Regions from separate parts of the Homo sapiens genome. Here regions 2, 3, 4 and 5 are each linked to region 1. Evidence: chromatin contacts called from ENCODE Hi-C or POLR2A ChIA-PET data. All regions are on one chromosome and are shown on one strand. The core of a region is the stretch at or near the end of the contact, and the rest is flanking DNA. Distances in the headings are between cores, read along the strand shown.

What was found. Hi-C counts contacts between places; a loop is a spot of excess contacts on that map. ChIA-PET counts read pairs that join two places held with the same protein, here RNA polymerase II (POLR2A). Pooled maps may share reads with other maps.
Region 2: a loop to region 1 is called in a pooled map, with 11 times the contacts of the local background. The contact joins the promoter of LRRC41 here to the promoter of TOE1 in region 1. A Hi-C loop is called at or near these places in 9 of 50 pooled maps. POLR2A ChIA-PET finds 5 or more read pairs at or near these places in 2 of 52 experiments (GM10248 and activated naive CD4-positive, alpha-beta T cell).
Region 3: a map of CD8-positive, alpha-beta T cell shows a loop between it and region 1 (7-fold over the local background). The contact joins the promoter of RAD54L here to the promoter of TOE1 in region 1. A Hi-C loop is called at or near these places in 1 of 168 maps with a recorded cell type or tissue (CD8-positive, alpha-beta T cell), 1 of 37 single-sample maps with no recorded cell type and 8 of 50 pooled maps. POLR2A ChIA-PET finds 5 or more read pairs at or near these places in 3 of 52 experiments (OCI-LY7, PC-9 and activated B cell).
Region 4: a loop to region 1 is called in a pooled map, with 6 times the contacts of the local background. The contact joins the promoter of PIK3R3 here to the promoter of TOE1 in region 1. A Hi-C loop is called at or near these places in 8 of 50 pooled maps.
Region 5: POLR2A ChIA-PET joins it to region 1 with 11 read pairs in HepG2. The contact joins the enhancer-like site here to the promoter of TOE1 in region 1. A Hi-C loop is called at or near these places in 1 of 168 maps with a recorded cell type or tissue (B cell) and 7 of 50 pooled maps. POLR2A ChIA-PET finds 5 or more read pairs at or near these places in 22 of 52 experiments (A549, AG04450, CD4-positive, alpha-beta T cell and 16 more).

What each region holds. Positions count from the first base shown.
Region 1 is chr1:45,338,578-45,342,396 of GRCh38, reverse strand. TOE1 (target of EGR1, exonuclease) reads right to left here and starts at 2,227. Exons shown (of 8, transcript NM_025077.4): 1 at 2,093-2,227; 2 at 1,182-1,324; 3 at 1,054-1,094; 4 at 828-924; 5 at 290-448; 6 at 1-13. The coding sequence starts at 2,144. MUTYH (mutY DNA glycosylase) reads left to right here and starts at 2,427. Exons shown (of 16, transcript NM_001048174.2): 1 at 2,427-2,498. RefSeq lists enhancers at 902-1,568, 1,867-2,216, 1,569-2,237, 2,238-2,905.
Region 2 is chr1:46,301,759-46,305,577 of GRCh38, reverse strand. It overlaps LRRC41 (leucine rich repeat containing 41), which reads left to right and starts at 1,962. Exons shown (of 10, transcript NM_006369.5): 1 at 1,962-2,454. The coding sequence starts at 2,256. It overlaps UQCRH (ubiquinol-cytochrome c reductase hinge protein), which reads right to left and starts at 1,880. Exons shown (of 4, transcript NM_006004.4): 1 at 1,758-1,880. The coding sequence starts at 1,811. RefSeq lists enhancers at 1,126-1,707, 1,708-2,291, 2,027-2,426, 3,457-3,819 and silencers at 2,417-2,476, 2,527-2,576, 2,607-2,756, 3,107-3,176, 3,207-3,756.
Region 3 is chr1:46,245,939-46,249,757 of GRCh38, reverse strand. RAD54L (RAD54 like) reads right to left here and starts at 1,995. Exons shown (of 18, transcript NM_003579.4): 1 at 1,350-1,995; 2 at 1,160-1,246. The coding sequence starts at 1,352. RefSeq lists a silencer at 2,175-2,434.
Region 4 is chr1:46,130,825-46,134,643 of GRCh38, reverse strand. It overlaps PIK3R3 (phosphoinositide-3-kinase regulatory subunit 3), which reads left to right and starts at 2,015. Exons shown (of 10, transcript NM_003629.4): 1 at 2,015-2,797. The coding sequence starts at 2,692. All of the region lies in intron 1 of P3R3URF-PIK3R3 (P3R3URF-PIK3R3 readthrough), which reads left to right. It overlaps LOC101929626 (a long non-coding RNA gene), which reads right to left and starts at 1,273. Exons shown (of 3, transcript NR_125987.1): 1 at 1,254-1,273; 2 at 1-113. RefSeq lists enhancers at 1,233-1,462, 2,703-2,752.
Region 5 is chr1:44,824,581-44,828,399 of GRCh38, reverse strand. PTCH2 (patched 2) reads left to right here. Exons shown (of 22, transcript NM_003738.5): 13 at 1-104; 14 at 209-557; 15 at 686-998; 16 at 1,091-1,233; 17 at 1,318-1,498; 18 at 1,632-1,912; 19 at 2,013-2,150. Among named protein-coding and RNA genes, the nearest start is that of PTCH2, 17 kb to the left of the region's middle. Within about 2 kb of position 1,864, at least 15 of the 41 ENCODE cell types and tissues checked have a DNase peak (open chromatin) inside an H3K27ac peak, as active enhancers do.

The sequences.
Region 1 (3,819 bases), core at 978-3,477:
GGCTCTCATCACCCTAGATGAAAGTAAAGGGGTCAATGAGGAGGACAGAGTCCCCCAGGGAGCCTCTTCTGCTGGGCACTTATCCCAGACTTCCCCACTTGGAACGCTCTCTCTCTACCTTACCCAATGCTGCCCACCCTCCTCATACCAGTCTTGTTTCCCAAGCCCTGTCACTAGTGATTCCCCATACTCCCTAAGAAGCAGATTCTCCCCAGACATCCAGCCTAGGGTAGGAAGAAATAAAGTCACAGAAAGGGCAGACTCAAGGCTAGGGAGGCTAGAGGCCTACCTTGTCATTGCCCTTATGGTAGGGGATGCCTTGGGCATACTGCTGGTTGAAGTTGAAGCCATGCTGTATCAGGAACTGCACAGACTTTGGTTCTATGACATACTCCTCCATGCACAGCAGAGTGAGATTGAACACTTGAGCCAGATAGGAATGTTCACCCTGGGAGAAAGAGAAGTCTGCTATATCAAGATTTCAGAGAGCCAAGCTAGGAGGATGCAAAAGCTTAAGAATGATACAATGGACTCTGGGGACTCAGGGGGGAAAGGATGGAGGCAGGTGAGGGATAAAAGACTACGCATTGGGCACAGTGTACACTGGGTGATAGGTGCACCAAAATCTCAGAAATTGCCACTAAAGAACTTACTCATTTAACCAAACACCACCTGTTCCCCATAAACCTATTCAAATAAAAAAAAAAAAACTATCAAGTCAAAAAAAAAGATTTGGGAGAGAAATGCTTCCTATCTGATGTTCCCTAGAATCTCTCTACCCTCCACCCCACAGCCACACCTAGGATTGGGGTGAGATCAGCTCATACCTTGTCTGGCTGCCGCTTGAAGCAGGCGAGGCCCAGGGAAAGGATAGAACGGGTCCTGGCAGCATGACACACGGCCTTGTAACGTTCCTCAATGCACCTTGGGGTTGGGTATGGGGGTTGCTGTGGCTAGGAGTTAGCCTTATGAAGGACCCAAACCACCCAGGTCTGTGACCCCCCCACTCCACAGTTGAGGGCTGGCACTAAAGAGAAAAGGGCTTATACTTACTGGTTCAGCAAACTCTTCCTGTCCCCAAGCCCACTCAGCTCCTGTGGGTAGGTAAAGGGAGAGTTGTGACAGGCCTCTAGCACCAGCCCCTTCACAACCACCTGCCCTCCTTGTTTCCCAACTCTCACCGTGTCCACAGCCACGAAATTAGCTGTCTTTATGGCTAGCAGGAGGGATGGCCACATCTCCTTGAAGTTGTTGCTTTGCACATCCACTACGGGAACCTGGACTACTAGCTCCTCCCCAGATGTTGTGCTTTTGCTGACACCACCTGGGGGTTAGGAGGGTGATGGATGTTCATGCTTAAGGAAAGAGCCCAGGGGAACAGACACCAAGCTAGGCCACGGTGATGGTGGTAAGGGGGGTAGTTTCCATTGGTAGCTTTTCCCACAAGCCTTTGTAACCCACGTGTTCTACACACAGGCCTTGGAGTGGAGAATGCCCTGAATTTGGGGAGAGGAAGCCTGAGTCTTCTACTGGCTTGTATGAGCCTGGGTAAATTACTTCCCACCTCGCTTTCACAATCTGTAGAGGAGAAAGTTGGACTAGACGACCTTTGATTCTTTTTTCCCATGTCCTGCAGGAAACATTTTGTAGGGCTTGAGGATCTCAGCTCCCTTAATATCCCACAGGGATCCATACTACTGTTCTCATGGTGCCCCAGCGCCACAAGCAACAGCTCCCAGTAAGCCCCAGAGCCTGGCAGTGCCCCACACCAGAGCTCCCAATACGTCCTACCTTCCTTTGGATCACAACGCTCAATCCACTCCACTGAACTGAATCACAACTATTACTACTAACCGTTATGAGCTCCAGACTACATCTCCCGCCATGCCTCCATCAGCCCCATGCTCCCAACGCTCCAGGCTTTTGCAGCCGGAGCCGCGGTGTACAACGGAACTTGTAGTCTCCTCGTGGCTAGTTCAGGCGGAAGGAGCAGTCCTCTGAAGCTTGAGGAGCCTCTAGAACTATGAGCCCGAGGCCTTCCCCTCTCCCAGAGCGCAGAGGCTTTGAAGGCTACCTCTGGGAAGCCGCTCACCGTCGGAAGCTGCGGGAGCTGAAACTGCGCCATCGTCACTGTCGGCGGCCATGACACCGCTCGTCTCCCGCCTGAGTCGTCTGTGGGTACGCTGGACTTGCGGTCCGTCTCCTGGCGCGGTTCAGGCAGTCGGGGATGGGGCGGGGTCTCGCCGTCGGGTCGCCGATGGGTCGAACTTCCGTTCAGACGTCCCGGGTCCGGCGCGGGGAAGGCAGCCTGGCGCGCGCTAATTGCCTATTGGCCTGTGCTGCCGGCTCGCAGCCCGGGTGGACCCGAGCCACGCCCCCTGGAGTGCGCCGGAAAGCCGGGCGCGCTAGAGCTCGCGGGAGGTAATCTTTCTCTCCTGCTCTCGCGGCGGGAACGCGGGGCCTCCGTGTTCTGCTGTCTTCATCAGCGTGGGCCGCGGGTAGCGGGTAGTGGGGTGGCTGGGTTTGGGCTTTCCAGAGAAGGTGACGCTGCCTGAGCTGAGCTTAAAGCACGCCCAGGAGTTAGACTAGGAGAGGGTCGTGTGGGGGAAAGAAGGGCGTTCTGGGCATCGGTAAATTCCCAGAGAGGATGGAGAGCTCAGTGATCTCCAGAAAGTGAAAGAGGCGGGGAGTGGGCCATCGGAGGAGGCTGCCCAGGGTGTAAGAGCGACCGATTGGTAGGGAAGCTTTTGTAATAATCCAATCAAGTGATAATGTGAACTTGAATTAAGGCTGGCAGTATGGATGGCGAGGAAGGGACAAATTGTGAAGCAGCTAGGCGGTATAGTCGACCTAGAGGGTGATTGAATTTGAAAGAGGTTCCTAGGCCGGGCGCGGTGGCTCACGCCTGTAATCCCAGCACTTTGGGAGGCCGAGGCGGGCGGATTACCTGAGGTCCGGAGTTCAAAACCAGCCTGGCCAACATGGTGAAACCCCGTCTCTACTAAAAGTACAAAAAAAATTAGCTGGGTATGGTGCGGGCGCCTGTAATCCCACTACTTGGGAGGCTGAGGCAGGAGAATCGCTTGAACCTGGGAGGCAGAGGTTGCGGTGAGCCGAGATCACGCCATTTTGCACTTCAGCCTAGGCAACAAGAGCGAAACTCCGTCTCAAAAAAAAAAAAAAAAAAAAAATTCCTATTGGAGACTAGTCCCTCCGTAAACACTACGATTCCCATCCACCTCTGCCTTCCAGTGCTCCTTTGTTACTCATTGTTTATAGTTAATCTTCAGCTTCTCTCAACTGAGCCCATTTCATCATTATTCAGAACTGCTTGGGCCGGGCGCAGTGGCTTATGGCCTGTAATCATCTTAGGAGGCCAAGGTGGGAGGATCGCTTGACCCTAGGAGTTCAAGACTAGCCTGGGCAACATAGTGAAACCTTGTCTCTACAAAAAGAAAATTAAAAATTAGTTGGGCATGGTGGTGCGCACCTGTAGTCCCAGCTACAGGAGGCTGAGGTGAGAGGATGGCTTGAGCCCAGGAGGTCGAGGCTGCAGTGAGCCATGTTCTTATTGCACTCCAGCCTGAGTGGCAGAGCAGCAAAGTGAGGGACACACTGTCTCTAAAAACAAAACAAACAAACAAAAAAAAAACAAAAATAAAAAAACTCTTTGGATTTCTCCTATCCTAAAAAAGGGAAACTCTTTTGACTATCCCCCATCCCATTAATTCATTTAACAGGTATCTATTGTGTACAGTTTACCTGGCACTGACTTTGGACACACACCAATCAACAAGAGAATCAGTCCTTGCACTCAAG
Region 2 (3,819 bases), core at 713-3,212, 960 kb before region 1:
TTTCACCATGTTAGCCAGGATGGTTTGGATCTCCTGACCTCCTGATCCACCCGCCTCGGCCTCCCGATCCACCCGCCTCGGCCTCCCGATCCACCCGCCTCGGCCTCCCAAAGTGCTGGGATTACAGGCATGAGCCACCGCGCCCGGCCAGAATACCCTAGTTTAAAACTGACTGCTTAATTACTTGCTTTTTCTCATCTATTGCAGCGGTGGATCTTGCTGACCTTTCTGAGGCAGGCTCCATTTCTTTCTTTAGTTTTTTTTTTTTTTTTTTTTTTTGAGACAGGGTCTCACTCGGGTTGCCTCGGCTGGAGTGCAGTGACACGATCACGGCTCACTGCAGCCTGGACTTCCTGGGCTCAAACTCCCGAGCAGTTGAGACCACAGGCGTTCACCACCATGCCCGGCTAATTTTTATATTTTTTGTAGAGACGGGGTTTCGCCACGTTGCCCAGGCTGGTCCAACTCCTGGACTCATGCTACCTGTCTGCCTCGGCCGTCCTCCTAAAGTGTTGGGATTACAGGCGTGAGCCACTGCGCCCGGCCTCAGGTTCTATTTCTTTTTAGAAATAATAAGACTAGAAAAATTAAGGGATAAATAAGTCTCCAATTATTCTGAACCCACAGCCCAGAATGGCTGCCCCCAAGTGACCAGAGAACAGACGGACAGGAAATGAGATTAGAAACAACTAGTAGCTGTGTCGCAAAATTGATAAGAGTCCTGGTTCTAGAACCGCGCTGCTTGGCCGCAATTCCTGGCTGCACCAATTTGGTAGCTGCATGACCTTAGAAAAGATATTTAACCTCTATGCTTGTTTCCTCATCTGTAAAAATGGCACTAATAGTACCCAACACTTACTTCATAGGAATAGTGTGTAGATGAAATGAATTAGGGCCGGGCGCGGTGGCTCACGCCTGTAATCCCAGGACTTTGGGAGGCCGGGGTGGGCGGATCACTAGGTCAGGAGTTCGAGATCAGCCTGGCCAACAGAGTGAAACCCCCGTCGCTACTAAAAACACAAAAATTAGCCAGGCGTGGTGGCGGACACCTGTAGTCCCAGCTACCTGGGAGGCTGAGGCAGGAGAATCGCTTGAACCCAGGAGGCGGAGGTTGCAGCGAGCCGAGACCACGCCACTGCACTCCAGCCTGGGCGACAGAGCGAGATTCCATCTCAAAAAAAAAAAAAAAATTAATTAGTGCATATAAAGCACTTGGAATAGCAAGCAGTCAATAATTATAGCAGCACTCTTTCTCTGGGAAAGAGCTCCCTCTTCCATCACAGAATCACATCGTACATTCTTTCATTGTCCCCAAAGACACACACCTTCCTCAAAGAAAAGGAACACAAGGCCAGGTCTTCCGAACCTCCATAGAAGATGTGGTAGGGATTCCTAACCTGAGCTGGGGCAAGGCGGTCTGTTTGCTCCCCAAATCTGTGAAACGCGGGCTTCAGAACATCTGACTGACTGCAAACATAGGTCATATTTTTACAAGACTTTAGTCCACAAAACATTTTCGCTCTCAAACCTTCACTACATTCACAGAATGCAGAAGCCGAGGCCCAGAGAAAAACTAGTCATCTATCTGTCCAAAGTCACCGGACGAATTCTGGGGAAAGGTCGAGGGAACTAGAGCTCCCGACTATGCAAACCCTAGAGGGTAAACTGGGGGCTAAGAGGGCCCCGTGCGTGTTTTGGCGGGCTAGGTCCTGGGCTTCAGGGCAGAGAAGAGGGCCGAGTGGATCGCCTTGCCTTACCTCCTCAGGATCTCCGGATTCGGTAAGCATCTTTTGCTCGTCCTCCAGTCCCATGTCTGGCTACGGTTCTAGATTCAACACGAGCAGCAACAGCGGCACCTAACCCAGTTCAGGATCAAGAAGGACTTGTAAGGGTCACTCAGCGGAAATCCGGCGATCTGGCCGGAAGTGCGGCACACTCATCGTGGTCGCGAACACATGCTCAGATTGGCATGTACTACCAGCCGCAGGCAGAGGTTAGGGGTAGCTGATGTTTGCACCCGAGGAGGCTTTGCTAAGAAACATCCCCTTAGTCATACCACACCCAAGTATAATTGATCTAGGAGTTTATCTAAAATAGTAGCTCCTAAGAGACTTGGAAAGTGTGCTAATTTCTTCGAAATTTCTTTAGAATAATTCACATTCTTCCCCATATCGCTTATGGAGCCGTCCTAACTGCTGACCTTTTCAAGATGGCGGTCCGCGGGCGACACTCTCGGGCTCGCGCACCTCCCCAAGATGGCGGCGCCCGAGGCCTGGCGCGCCCGGAGTTGCTGGTTCTGTGAGGTAGCGGCGGCAACGACCATGGAGGCCACGTCCCGGGAGGCGGCGCCAGCGAAGAGCTCGGCCTCGGGCCCCAACGCTCCCCCCGCCCTGTTCGAGCTGTGCGGGCGGGCGGTGAGCGCCCATATGGGGGTTCTGGAGAGCGGGGTGTGGGGTAAGTCGCGGGGTGAGGGGCTACCTCTGGCTAAGAGCAAGGGGCGGCCCAGCGGCCGGGGGGCGCGGGGGGCGAGGCCGGGAGGCCCGGGGCAAGGCCCAGCCTGGGGCGCTGAAAGCCAGCTCGTAGGATCGGAGAATGAATTTTGTGACTGACAGGGCTGGACAGAGTAAAGACGGAGACCTAAATGGGCAGGCTGACCCGCACCGCGGCCTGGCTCGGGGGCGCGGGGGGCGAGGCCAGGAGGCCCGGTCTGGAGCGAAGCAGGCTGGGCCCGGGCGACTGAGGCTGGATTGCGGCTGTGGGCCGCGCGAACTGACACTCGGCTGGGCCGGGCAGGAGAGTCTCGGATGTCGAACCGGTGGGCAGCGATGGCCCGGCTGCCCTAGGGCAGGGGCCGAGGTTAGGAGGCCCGGCCTAAGGCAAGGCCAGGCCAGGCCCGGGGCCACCGAACCTGACTGATGGCCCCGGGGCTCCAGCATCTGCCTGACACGCCACGGGGGTCGAGATTCCGGAGGCCAAGCCGATGGGCGGAGGGGAGGACAGCAGATTGGAGAGCGAGGGAATGGGGCAGGGGGAGAGGCCGAACGAAAGGGTCGGGGCGCCGCGGCCTGTCTGACGGCCCAGGGCTGACGGGAGCGAACCGACAACCGGGGTCTCGGGTGCCAAACTGACTAAGCGACCGAGCGACCGTGCGACCCGCAGGACAGGGAGCGCCGGAGGCCACTCGGATCGGCTCGAGCGGCGAGGAGGGACCGGAGAGCGAGTGGAGGGGGGCCCGGAGCGGCTTAAACAAGCGAGGGAGGCTCGAATGACGGACAGGCGGGAAGGGCCAAGGAGGCCCCAAGCGGGGCGACGGCCCGGGGATCCCGGACTGCCGGGCTGCCGTGGCAGGGGGCGCGGCGCCGCCAAGAGGCCTTGGGCTGAATGGGAGTGAACGGGGGCCCCAGGCCTGAAGGCGGCCGGGACCAAAGGGCCGGGCCTGGATGGAGGGCGGCCTGGGGCGCCGGGATGAACGGCCGGGGAGGGCGAACCGGCCAGTTGGGCTGGGAGGCGGGGCTGTGGGTTGGGGACCGCTGGCCGCGGCCTGGCCGCTGACGAGGGAAACTTGGGTCCGACGTGGGGCAAGTGAAAGAGGGGAAAGTGAGGCTCTGCCAAGCAGGCCTAGCCGCGCTGGGGACAGGGGAGGCCTCGGGCCTGAGAGGCTGCTGGCTCTGTGAGGGTGGGGTCGGGAGGCCGGGGTTGGAGTTGGGCGAAGAGGTGGCAGGCCCGGCCGAGGCCTGCTGGGGAGGGGGGCAGGAGAGCAGGCCCCGGGCCTGGAAGCGGCGCGGGGGAGGTTCCACCAGGAGGCCTTGCGGGTGGCCG
Region 3 (3,819 bases), core at 746-3,245, 910 kb before region 1:
TAAATAAAATGGGCCTCTGAAGAGCAAGTCTACCAACAGCATGGAGTCCTGGTGGCCCAAAGCTTCACTCCAAAAGCTCCATGGAATGATGGAGCAACCAAACATTTCGCTGAGTTTCCAAGAGGCAAGAATACAGCTGCCTTCAACTCCCAGGCCACTGAGGCCACTCCCCACTCAGGCCACCCATGGCTGTGAGGACACTGGCACTAAAAGCATCTTCAGAAGCAACCAGCAACTGACAGCAGACCCAGATGCAGAGAATGCTGCCCCAAGTTCAAGTCTGAGACCCATGTACATGGCAAGGGTCAGCCAATGTGCCTCCTTCACAGGTAGAGAAGCCCCTTGCACACCACGGTACAACTATTGAGCAAGCCCCATCAAGCCATTAGGCAAGAACACACTTGTACCAGCTTGCCAGGATATTTGAAGCCTCAGTGATCCTGTAAGACACACCTGAAACAAACACCAGCACCCCTACCCCACACCTTATTCACACACTGCTCCTGCCAAAAAGTGCCTTCTAGTCCTTGCGTAGCTGATCCCTTCCTTCAAAGTTCCAGTGGCCAAGCCCCCACTTCTTGAACTGCTCTTATTCTCTGAAGTCCATGCTGCACTGTCCTATTTATTTTGGTTTACATAGGTCCTGCCCACAGCCAGCCCCAACAAGCCTCCAAAACAGGAAGCAGAGCCCAGGGCCCAACCTAAAGTAGAATATACTGTACTTGAGTATGAGCAAGGACTGGAAGGACACAACCTGTCAGATCTAGGCCCAAGTGAGCCCAGGACTCCAAGGTAGGCCCAGAACACTCTACTGTTCTGTGACACTGGGCAGGGGACAAAGAGCAAAAGAGCCAGCTGCTAATTGCTGTTGTGTAGCCCTTTTTTCCAAGCAGAGTCAAAAGGTCCAATCCAACTGGCTCTTTTGCTTATCTTTTCCCACCAGGAAAACTGAGGCTATATTAGCTTCTAGTGACTACCCTGAGGATAAAGATTTTACTAATCTTGTTCAATGCCTGGCACATAGTAAGTACTCACTAAAAGTTTATTGAACATACAAAAGAGGCATCTGGAATTGGCTATGTAACCCTAGAAACCAAATCCTGGCTTCTTTTCTGTCCAAACAGCTCTACCCACCTTCCCTGTCCCCTTGAGTGCTCACCACTAGGCCAGGTTGCCAGTCTTCATCATCACAGGACCTGCCTTCAGGTTTTCTCTTGGCCAGCTGGCTGGGAGCCAAGCTCCTCCTCTGTAAAGGGAGAACAGAAACAGTGCCTGCAAGGATCCTGCAGCCTAGGCCTACTAGACCCTGACCCAGGGCTATTCCCAGTCTCCCCTAGGCCCACACTTACCATCCTGGGCCTAGGAGTTTAAAACGTCAAGTACCCATGAGCCAAAGGTCAAAAGCAGGCAGCGGCTAAGAGTGTAGGACCAGGGTCTAATCTGTAGAGGGGGCTGCTACATTATTGAGAGGACCGGCTAATTAAAGAGGGGGCATGGATGGCGGGAATCCATCCAGGAACTGGTGTTTGGAACCAAACTGTGAGAGTGGCCGTCCCCAATAAGCCGAGACGAGAGATTAGGCCAAAGAGGAAGAGACCAAGCAGAGATTAGTGTGGGATTGGGGAGGAGGCAGGTGGAGTCCCAGACTGGGCGGAGTGGAGTGGGGATGATGGTCCCAGTCCGGGTGAAGGGAGGAGGTAGTTGCGCGGCGGGGCGGGGTGGGATTGGGGGTGGGTAATCACTGGCCAGGAGAGAGAAGCTGGGGTGAAAGTCCGAGGCCCGGGTGGGGAGGGCGAGTCTGGAGAAAGGAAATTTCCCAGGGCTGGAGGTGGAAACCAGGATCAGACTCAGGGAGGTCGAGCAGGAAGCCACGCGGGCGTGTAAAAAACCCAGGTTAGGAGGGGAATACCAGGAGGGGCTGAAAAGAGCGACAGAGATAGACGCAGACCCCAGCACCTCTCTCTCAACCTTCCTGTTCCCAAAGCGCGCGTTAACAGCCGCCAAGACTCACCGACCCGCCAAGACCGGGTCAATCGAACCTCCCGCCGCGCTGCCGTCGTATCACCCATTGGCTGCGTTCGATGAGTTCGGCGCTCGCGACCCAAGGAAGAGGCGGGAATAGTGCTGCGCCCAATGAGGAGTCTGGGCTCTGGAGCTGGAGAAGCTAAATTGACCTACTAGGAGGCGTGACTTAGATGGGAGGGCGGGGCCAACAGAGGTGGGCGGTTGGGCGAGAAGAGAGGGGCGGGGCGGGGGCGGGGGTGGCGGGGGAGGGGCGGGGCCAACAGCGAGGAGCAGTTGGGCGAGAAGAGCGGGGCGGGGCGAGAAGAGCTGGACGGGGCGGGGAGGGGCGGGGCCAACAGTGGGGAGCGGTTGGGCTAGAGGAGCGGGGCAGGGCTAGAAGAGCTGGACTGGACGCGACGGAGCGGGGAGGGGAGGGGCGGAATTACTACCTGCGAGCTGGAATTCGGCCCGTCTCGGGTGTTTGTCCCAGGTCGGTGAGCTGTGGTCCCGCAGCTATGGAAGGGAAGATTTACGCCACATTGAGCAGCAGGGGAGTTACCACCTGTAGTGGACAGCTGGGGATTATGAAAGGCGGCACATTTCTGGGAGTTTGGATTGAATCTACAGTGGTACCAGGTCTAGAGCGGAGGGCCGGGGTTGGAGTCAGGCCTCGCCCACCCAGAAAGTGGGGAGAGGCATTCGGCCCAGACTGCCACGTGGCGGGCTCGGGCAATGGGAGCCCCCGGATGACGCGACTTTCTCGCTCAGGGGTGTCTTGAAAGAAGCTGCCTTCCTCTCCAAGGCCAAACCGCGTTGGAGGAAGCGTTGTGTTTGGAGTCAGAGATTTAATCATCCAATCTCTCAAAACGTCAGTTTCTTCATATCTAAAGTGGCATTATAATAGTACCTCCCCCCCATGGCTATTCTGACAAGTAAATTAATGTGCGTAAAGCACCCAACAGTGGCATGCACAACCTAGGTACTCACTAATAATGATAAGGGTGTATTTATAGCATTTACCACCAGGCATTTCTGAGCTTCTAAGATATAACAGTTCATGTAATGCTCATGACTATGAGGTAGGTTTATTTTTGTCCCCATTTTGTAAGTGAGGAAACAGGCCTAGATAGGCTAGTAACTTGTACAAGGTCACACACCTGAGTATAGCTTAAGCCATCCTCACAGGGTTATCAAGAATTCTGAGGTCAGGCATGGTGGCTCACACCTGTAATTCCAGCACTTTGGGAGGCCGAGGCAGGAGGATTGCTTGAGCCCAGGACTTCCAGATCAGCCTGGGCAACACGGAGAAACCCCATATCTACAAAAAAATTAGCCAGGCATGGTGGTGCACAGCTGTAGTCCTAGCTATTGCAGACGCTGAGCTTGGAAGCATCGCTTGAGCCTGGAAGGTCAAGCTGCAGTGAGCCAAGATCGCGCCACTGCACTCCAACCTGGACGACAGAGCAAGACCCTATCTCAAAACAAAGAATTCTGGGCCGGGCGCGGTGGCTTACGCCTGTAATCCCAGCACTTTGGGAGGCCGAGACGGGCGGATCACAAGGTCAGGAGATCGAGACCATCCTGGCTAACACGTGAAACCCCGTCTCTACTAAAAATACAAAAAATTAGCCGGGAGCGTTGGCGGGCGCCTGTAGTCCCAGCTACTCGGGAGGCTGAGGCAGGAGAATGGCGTGAACCCGGGAGGCGGAGCTTGCAGTGAGCTAAGATCGTGCCACTGCACTCCAGCCTGGGCGATAGAGCGAGACTCCGTCCCAAAAAAAAAAAAAAAGAATTCTGGAGAGAAATATCGTTTTA
Region 4 (3,819 bases), core at 766-3,265, 790 kb before region 1:
TGTTCTGTCTTTTGAGTTATCAAACTTGAGTGCTTCTGGCTCCCAGATATGCTGAAGTAGAGACTGCTGGGAAGGCAGCCACAAATTAGAGTTGATCTTCCAGTATCTTCTACCTGTAAGGAATGGTTCAGGAAATTATAATTAATGAGTCCTGCCCCAAAGTTGAAATCATATTTGGATTTCAGAAATAATAAGAAAGCATATAAGAATCCTGGTGTCTTTTCTTAGCTCAACCATGTCCATCCATACTTTCTGGCCCTTTTAAACCAGTTACTCTATACCCAGTCCATATACATTTTGACTGTCTGCCCTCAGGAACTGTCTCAACTCAGGGCATCTTTAAGGAAGGCAGAACCACCTTAGGAGGTAGAGGGTGAAACGTGGCAACTCTTCCATAGGCGAATCAATATAGCAGACATGCTCAAGGTAGGAGGTTTTGCTAGGGCTTAAATCAGGCTGTCAACTCAAACACAATGGGCTTTGTTACTCCTGTGTAAAGAGGAAATGGAGCAGTTTTTGGCCTCCTCAGACTGTATTGTAGGGTATACAGGATGGCAATTCCAGGCACAATCTTCAGGAGACACAAATCTGCTTTTAGCTATTCAGTGTTCCCCAGCAAGTTAATTAGCTGTTTCTGAAATGCATGGAAATATTCAGCATTTTCATAGTGAAGCCAATCTCCCAGATTTAAGCTTTGGGGGTGGGAATGAGTATGTGAGGAAGAGGGTCTGTCAGGGAAACAGAATAGAGCCCTTTTGGTGAGAGATTCCAACACCTGTGACTTATCTTAGAAATTACACATGCACTGTAATTCCAAGACTTTTTTTTTTTTTAATTGGTTTGAGCACTCGAGCAGGAGGGCTTGCTGAGACCTCTCACTATTTTAGGCGTGGGGAGTTACCTCTGGGTTCAAAAGTCTTTGGGTGGGAAGCACAGAGGAACTGCGAAATGCCTCCCTCAGAAATGTCCAATTGCTCAAGGGGAGAAGCAGGGAGTGGGGTCAGGTAGCAGCCAGGAAGGTTGCAGGGGCCACGGGCACATCCTCTCCCTGAGTGGTAAGGTGGCAAGTGGGTTTGGGGACCATTGCTTTGACAACTTGTCAAGGGTGCGGAGAGGGCTGTCCCAGCAAGGTGAAGAGGTCTGTAGGAAAGGAGTCTCCCCAGAGACCTCCTAAGGACCAGAAGAGCGCGCACCCCGCCAAGTGACAGAACGTGCCCCCTCTGTGTCCGCTCCCTTCCCCCGCGGCCAATCACCGGGCAGAGGCGTCTCACGCCAGCAGGTCCTCCCTGGCTCCTCTCCTTACTCGTCCGGGCGGACCAAGCCTCAGCAGGAGCCCCGCCTGTCTCCAGGCAGTTTGAGCCCCCGAGCGCTCGCCCAGCCTGTCAGTAACCGCCGTTTGCGTTTTCTTCCTTTCTTTCTTTCTTTTTTTTCCTCCTCTTTTCTTTTCCCCTTCTGCCTTTGTCCCGCTTAGTAACTGGGCTCTGACCAATCGCCGCCTTACCGGCCGGCGCCGGCTGTCTCCTGATTGGCCCGCTTGGGGCGCGCAGCCGTCTCCCGCTCCTTCGCAGGAGCAAGGCAGACAAAAGACGCAGGCTCCAGGCTCCGGCAACCGGCCTCAGCCAATCACCACCCACCTTGCCTCTCTTCCCTCGCCCCACTCCCTCCTCGCCTGGCTCGCGTGCTCCCGGCACTGACTCCTGGAGTGCGGCCAGCGCCCGGATCGTACCATTCTGATTGAGGCTGGGGGAGAGCGCGGATGGCTGATTGGGGAGCCGAAGCCTAGAGAGCGGTGGGGAGACGTGAAAGTCGAGATGGAGAGCAGCTTTTTGAACATGTTCTCAGGCACTTGACAGAATCCCGGTACATCGAGGCGGGACGGCGTGGAAGGGGCGGTGGTGATGCCTGCTGTCCCCCCTCCCGGCGCGGTTGGGTGGCGCCTCAGCGGGTGGGCAGCATGGGGCGGGGAGGGTGTCCCCTCCGCGCCGTTAAAATGAAACTCTAGTGGCTGGAGTCCGGGCAGAGCTTGAGGGCAGTTGGTGCGGTCGGGTTGGTTCTTACACCCCGGCGGGAGCGCCCAGACAAGCCGAGCTGACTGGACTTCTCCGGCCGGCCCCATTCCCGAGGCTGCGGCAGCTTCGGTTCCGAGACCGACCGGAGAGGAGCCCGAGTCCCGGCCTCTGGGGGATTCGCTCTCTGCAGACCAGTGGGACCCCGAAACTTGAACGCAATCTCCAGCCCCCTTTTTTGCCTTCCTTTGTCACTTGCCCGGGTTTCTCCCAACGTGTTCTTTTTTTTCCTCTTCATTCTCCCTCCTTCGAAGGACACAAAAGTGGCTTCCGCGGAAAGATTTGGAGGCGGTGGGAGCTTTTCTCCCCGGAGAGCGACTGTGTAGAAAGGATTTTTGGGAAGCCGCTTTTTAACACCTCTGCTCTCCGTCCCCCAAGCCTCTGTGTAATCCTCTGAGGAGAAAAGCCCATAGCTTGAAAGTTCGGGGGCATTTTGTTGTGTTCTGTAGGAGAGAGGGGGAGGACCCTGTTCGGGTAGTTTGGCCGGACTGGTACTGGCCGTTGGAAAACCCGAAGTACATTTCCGTGTGGAACTTTTGCAGATATATATTTTTAGATTTTTAAATACCAGATAAAAAATATATGCCTTCTATATATCTCCTGGCGACCTGCCCCTGACAGCGCGATGTACAATACGGTGTGGAGTATGGACCGCGATGACGCAGACTGGAGGGAGGTGATGATGCCCTATTCGACAGAACTGATATTTTATATTGAAATGGATCCTCCAGGTACTTGGGAGAAAAAAAAAAAGAATCTCGTGATGGGTCTGATTTGTATTTACCAAGAGCTTGCTGATGTTTTCAGGGCAGAAGTATTCCTGGGTGCGCTAGGTTCGGGATGAGGAGATTTGCAGTTACAGCTGCGGTAAAACTGCTTCTGGTTTACACGTTTAAAGTTTGCAGTTAGGACCCTGATCCTATTGTCCTGCGAAGGTGGGGGTGGGGGCTGGAAGTGGGGGTGGGAGGAGAGACCCCTTTTTAAAATTATCATTATTTTTTACTTTGCCTTTGCGTGTCGTTCAGGTTTTTCTTGTGCCCGCCACTTTATTTTATTTTTTTCTTTTTCAATTAAAGACTCTTCTACCTGCAAAGGATGTTTTATATCCCGGGGTTAAAACCAGTCTTTCACTTTGGGCGAATTCTTGAAAGCTTGTCCTTTCATACATTTGTCTAATTTGGTTCGTTGTGTTTTACCCCGGTTAACTTCTGAAACTGAGTTATGTGATTATTCATTGTAAGACTCCCTTTTTCTCTTGCAGAAACAAATGCCGGTTAGTGATTTTTTTTAGGGATTGGGCGTTCGTATTCAGCCATGGTCTTAGTCTGAGGTTTTCCTTCTCAGAAGATAGTCGCTCAGAGAAATCTACGTGCAATATTTTATTACTCTTTAATTTAATGATGATTTAACTTAATTTATGGGATAGGGTTTAATGTAACTTCAATTCCTAGAATAAAGAAAAAGCAAAAACAAAAACGAGGGAACCTTTCTGTTTCCTGTGAACGTGTGATATATACATATGTGTTCCTATACACGTAATGTAAAGTATACATATATAGCACTATATTTTTATTTTAAAGCTCTGTCTGACGCTATTACAGACATTTTGTGTATCTGGTAGGAAAGGAAAAGGAAAGCAAAATGGAAAAGTTGGCTTTTTTTTCCTTTAAAGTCTACCCCATTTTATGATTATTAGCTGTCAGATTTTCTCAAACCCTGTTTGCAGTTACAGATGGTGTTTTATGTAATGATT
Region 5 (3,819 bases), core at 615-3,114, 510 kb after region 1:
GGCTGCACCTTTGTAGCCGTGATGCTTGTCTTCCCAGCCATCCTCAGCCTGGACCTACGGCGGCGCCACTGCCAGCGCCTTGATGTGCTCTGCTGCTTCTCCAGGTACTGCCTGCGCCCCAGCCCCTTCCTCCCGTGACCCACGCCAGCCTGTCCCCTCACCAGCATTTCAAGGCACAGACCTGTCATCCACTCTCTACCTCTTCCAGTCCCTGCTCTGCTCAGGTGATTCAGATCCTGCCCCAGGAGCTGGGGGACGGGACAGTACCAGTGGGCATTGCCCACCTCACTGCCACAGTTCAAGCCTTTACCCACTGTGAAGCCAGCAGCCAGCATGTGGTCACCATCCTGCCTCCCCAAGCCCACCTGGTGCCCCCACCTTCTGACCCACTGGGCTCTGAGCTCTTCAGCCCTGGAGGGTCCACACGGGACCTTCTAGGCCAGGAGGAGGAGACAAGGCAGAAGGCAGCCTGCAAGTCCCTGCCCTGTGCCCGCTGGAATCTTGCCCATTTCGCCCGCTATCAGTTTGCCCCGTTGCTGCTCCAGTCACATGCTAAGGTAAGACTGGGCAGAGCAGGGCAGAGACTTAGCATCTCTGGGCCCAGAAGGGCAGAGAGGGCTTAGTCCACTGCCTGAGGGGCTGGGGGCAGCCCTGGGGTCTCCAGCTTAGTTGCTACATCCCGCAGGCCATCGTGCTGGTGCTCTTTGGTGCTCTTCTGGGCCTGAGCCTCTACGGAGCCACCTTGGTGCAAGACGGCCTGGCCCTGACGGATGTGGTGCCTCGGGGCACCAAGGAGCATGCCTTCCTGAGCGCCCAGCTCAGGTACTTCTCCCTGTACGAGGTGGCCCTGGTGACCCAGGGTGGCTTTGACTACGCCCACTCCCAACGCGCCCTCTTTGATCTGCACCAGCGCTTCAGTTCCCTCAAGGCGGTGCTGCCCCCACCGGCCACCCAGGCACCCCGCACCTGGCTGCACTATTACCGCAACTGGCTACAGGGTGAGAGGCGAGGAGACGGGCAGGGAGGGGTGCTGCAGGGAGAAACGCCCTGGGGCCACCAGCTAATAGAACCCTATCCTGGTCTCCCCCAGGAATCCAGGCTGCCTTTGACCAGGACTGGGCTTCTGGGCGCATCACCCGCCACTCGTACCGCAATGGCTCTGAGGATGGGGCCCTGGCCTACAAGCTGCTCATCCAGACTGGAGACGCCCAGGAGCCTCTGGATTTCAGCCAGGTTGGGAGAGGGCTGGAGGGGTCCACTAGTACAGGGGCTGCAGGCCTCCTGGGCCCAGGCCTTCAGCCCTCTCTGCCTCTGCAGCTGACCACAAGGAAGCTGGTGGACAGAGAGGGACTGATTCCACCCGAGCTCTTCTACATGGGGCTGACCGTGTGGGTGAGCAGTGACCCCCTGGGTCTGGCAGCCTCACAGGCCAACTTCTACCCCCCACCTCCTGAATGGCTGCACGACAAATACGACACCACGGGGGAGAACCTTCGCAGTGAGTCTTGGGGGGAGCTCGGCAAGAGCCTCAGCCTCGCCCACACAAGCCCTGAGCCTGAGGCCCTGCCCACTCTGCCCCGTGCTCACCGCCCTGTCCCTCTCCCTCTTCTCCCTTCCCCTCCCCTCCACAGTCCCGCCAGCTCAGCCCTTGGAGTTTGCCCAGTTCCCCTTCCTGCTGCGTGGCCTCCAGAAGACTGCAGACTTTGTGGAGGCCATCGAGGGGGCCCGGGCAGCATGCGCAGAGGCCGGCCAGGCTGGGGTGCACGCCTACCCCAGCGGCTCCCCCTTCCTCTTCTGGGAACAGTATCTGGGCCTGCGGCGCTGCTTCCTGCTGGCCGTCTGCATCCTGCTGGTGTGCACTTTCCTCGTCTGTGCTCTGCTGCTCCTCAACCCCTGGACGGCTGGCCTCATAGTGAGTGCTTGCAGGAGTGGGGACAGAGACACCCCACCCTTCCCTGCCCAGCCTGTCATCCCTCCTGCCAGGAGCCCTCTGTGAGCCCTGTCTCCCTCAGGTGCTGGTCCTGGCGATGATGACAGTGGAACTCTTTGGTATCATGGGTTTCCTGGGCATCAAGCTGAGTGCCATCCCCGTGGTGATCCTTGTGGCCTCTGTAGGCATTGGCGTTGAGTTCACAGTCCACGTGGCTCTGGTGAGCACGGGCACCCCGGGGAGGGACCAATCAGCTGATTCAGTATTCAACACATATTGTTCAAGCCCCTACTATGTGCTAGGTACTATTTAAGAATTTGGGCTGGGTGGACGTGGTAGCTCATTCCTGTAATCCCAGCACTTTGGGAGGCCGAGGCAGGTGGATCACCTGAGGTCAGGAGTTCGAAACCAGCCTGGCCAACATGGTGAAACCCTGTCTTTACTAAAAATACAAAAAATTAGCCAGGCGTGGTGGCACATGCCAGTAATCCCAGCTACTTTGGAGGCTGAGGCAGAATTGCTTGAACCTGGGAGGCGAAGGTTGCAGTGAGCTGAGATCGTGCCATTGCACTCCAGCCTGGGCAACAAGAGTGAAACTCTCCGTCTCAAAAAAAAAAAAAAAAAAGAATTTGGGCTGGGCACAGTGGCTCATGCCTGTAATTGGGATGATGCTGGGGCATTTTGGGAGGCCAAGGCAGGCGGATCCCCTGAAGTCAGGAGTTCAAGACCAGCCTGGCCAACATTGCAAAACCCCGTCTCTACTGAAAATACAAAAATTAGCTGGGCGTGGTGGCTCATGCCTGTAATCCCAGCTACTCAGGAGGCTGAGGCAGGAGAATTACTTGAACCCAGGAGGCGGAGGTTACAGTGAGCTGAGATCACATCACTGTACTCCAGCCTGGGCAAAAGAGCAAGATTCAATCTCAAAAAAGAATTTGGAAAATAAAAATAAAAAAGAATACGGGATATAATAGCAATACAGTTTTTTACCTCCAAGGAACTTATATTCTAGGGATAGAGATAGACAATAAGGGCTGGGTGAGGTGGCTTACGCCTGTAATCCCAGCACTTTGGGAAGCCGAGGTGGGCACATCACTTGAGGTCAGGAGTTCAAGACCAGCCTGGCCGACATGGTGAAACCCCATCTCTACTAAAAATATGAAAATTAGCTGGGTGTGGGGGTGCATGCCTGTAATCCCAGCTACTTGGAAGGCTGAGGCAGGAGAATCACTTGAACCCGGGAGGGTGGAGGTTGCCATGAGCCGAGACCATGCCACTGCACTCCAGCCTGGGAGACCGAGCAAAACTCCATCTCAAAAAAAGAAAAAAAAGAAGAGAGAGATAGACAGTAAATAAGTAGACAAATAAATAAGCAGCCATTTCAGTAGAGAGGAGTAGACAAGATCCTGTCTGGAATGTGTTAAAGACAGAATGGAAGATGAGAAAATGGGAATCAATGATTCTTTTGAATGGTTTTACTGTGAACCATTGTGGGATGGGCCAGGCATGGTGACTCACACCTGTAATCCCAGCACTTTGGGAGGCTAAAGCTGGTGGATTGCTTGAGCCAGGAGTTCAAGACCAGCCTGGGCAACATGGTGAAACCCCGTCTCTAATAAAAATACAAAAATTAGCCAGGCGTAGTGGCAGGTGCCTGTAATCCCAGCTACTCAGGATGCTGAGGCAGGAGAATTGCTTGAACCTGGGAGGCAGAGGCTGCAGTAAGCCAAGATTGCGCCACTGCACTCCAACCTGGGCAACAGAGCAAGACTCCGTCTCAAAGAAAAAAAATTTTTTTTAAATAATTAGCTGGGCATGGTGGTGCGTGCCTGTAGTCTCAGCCACTCAGGAGGTTGAGGCGGGAGGATCACTTGAACCTCAGAGTTTGA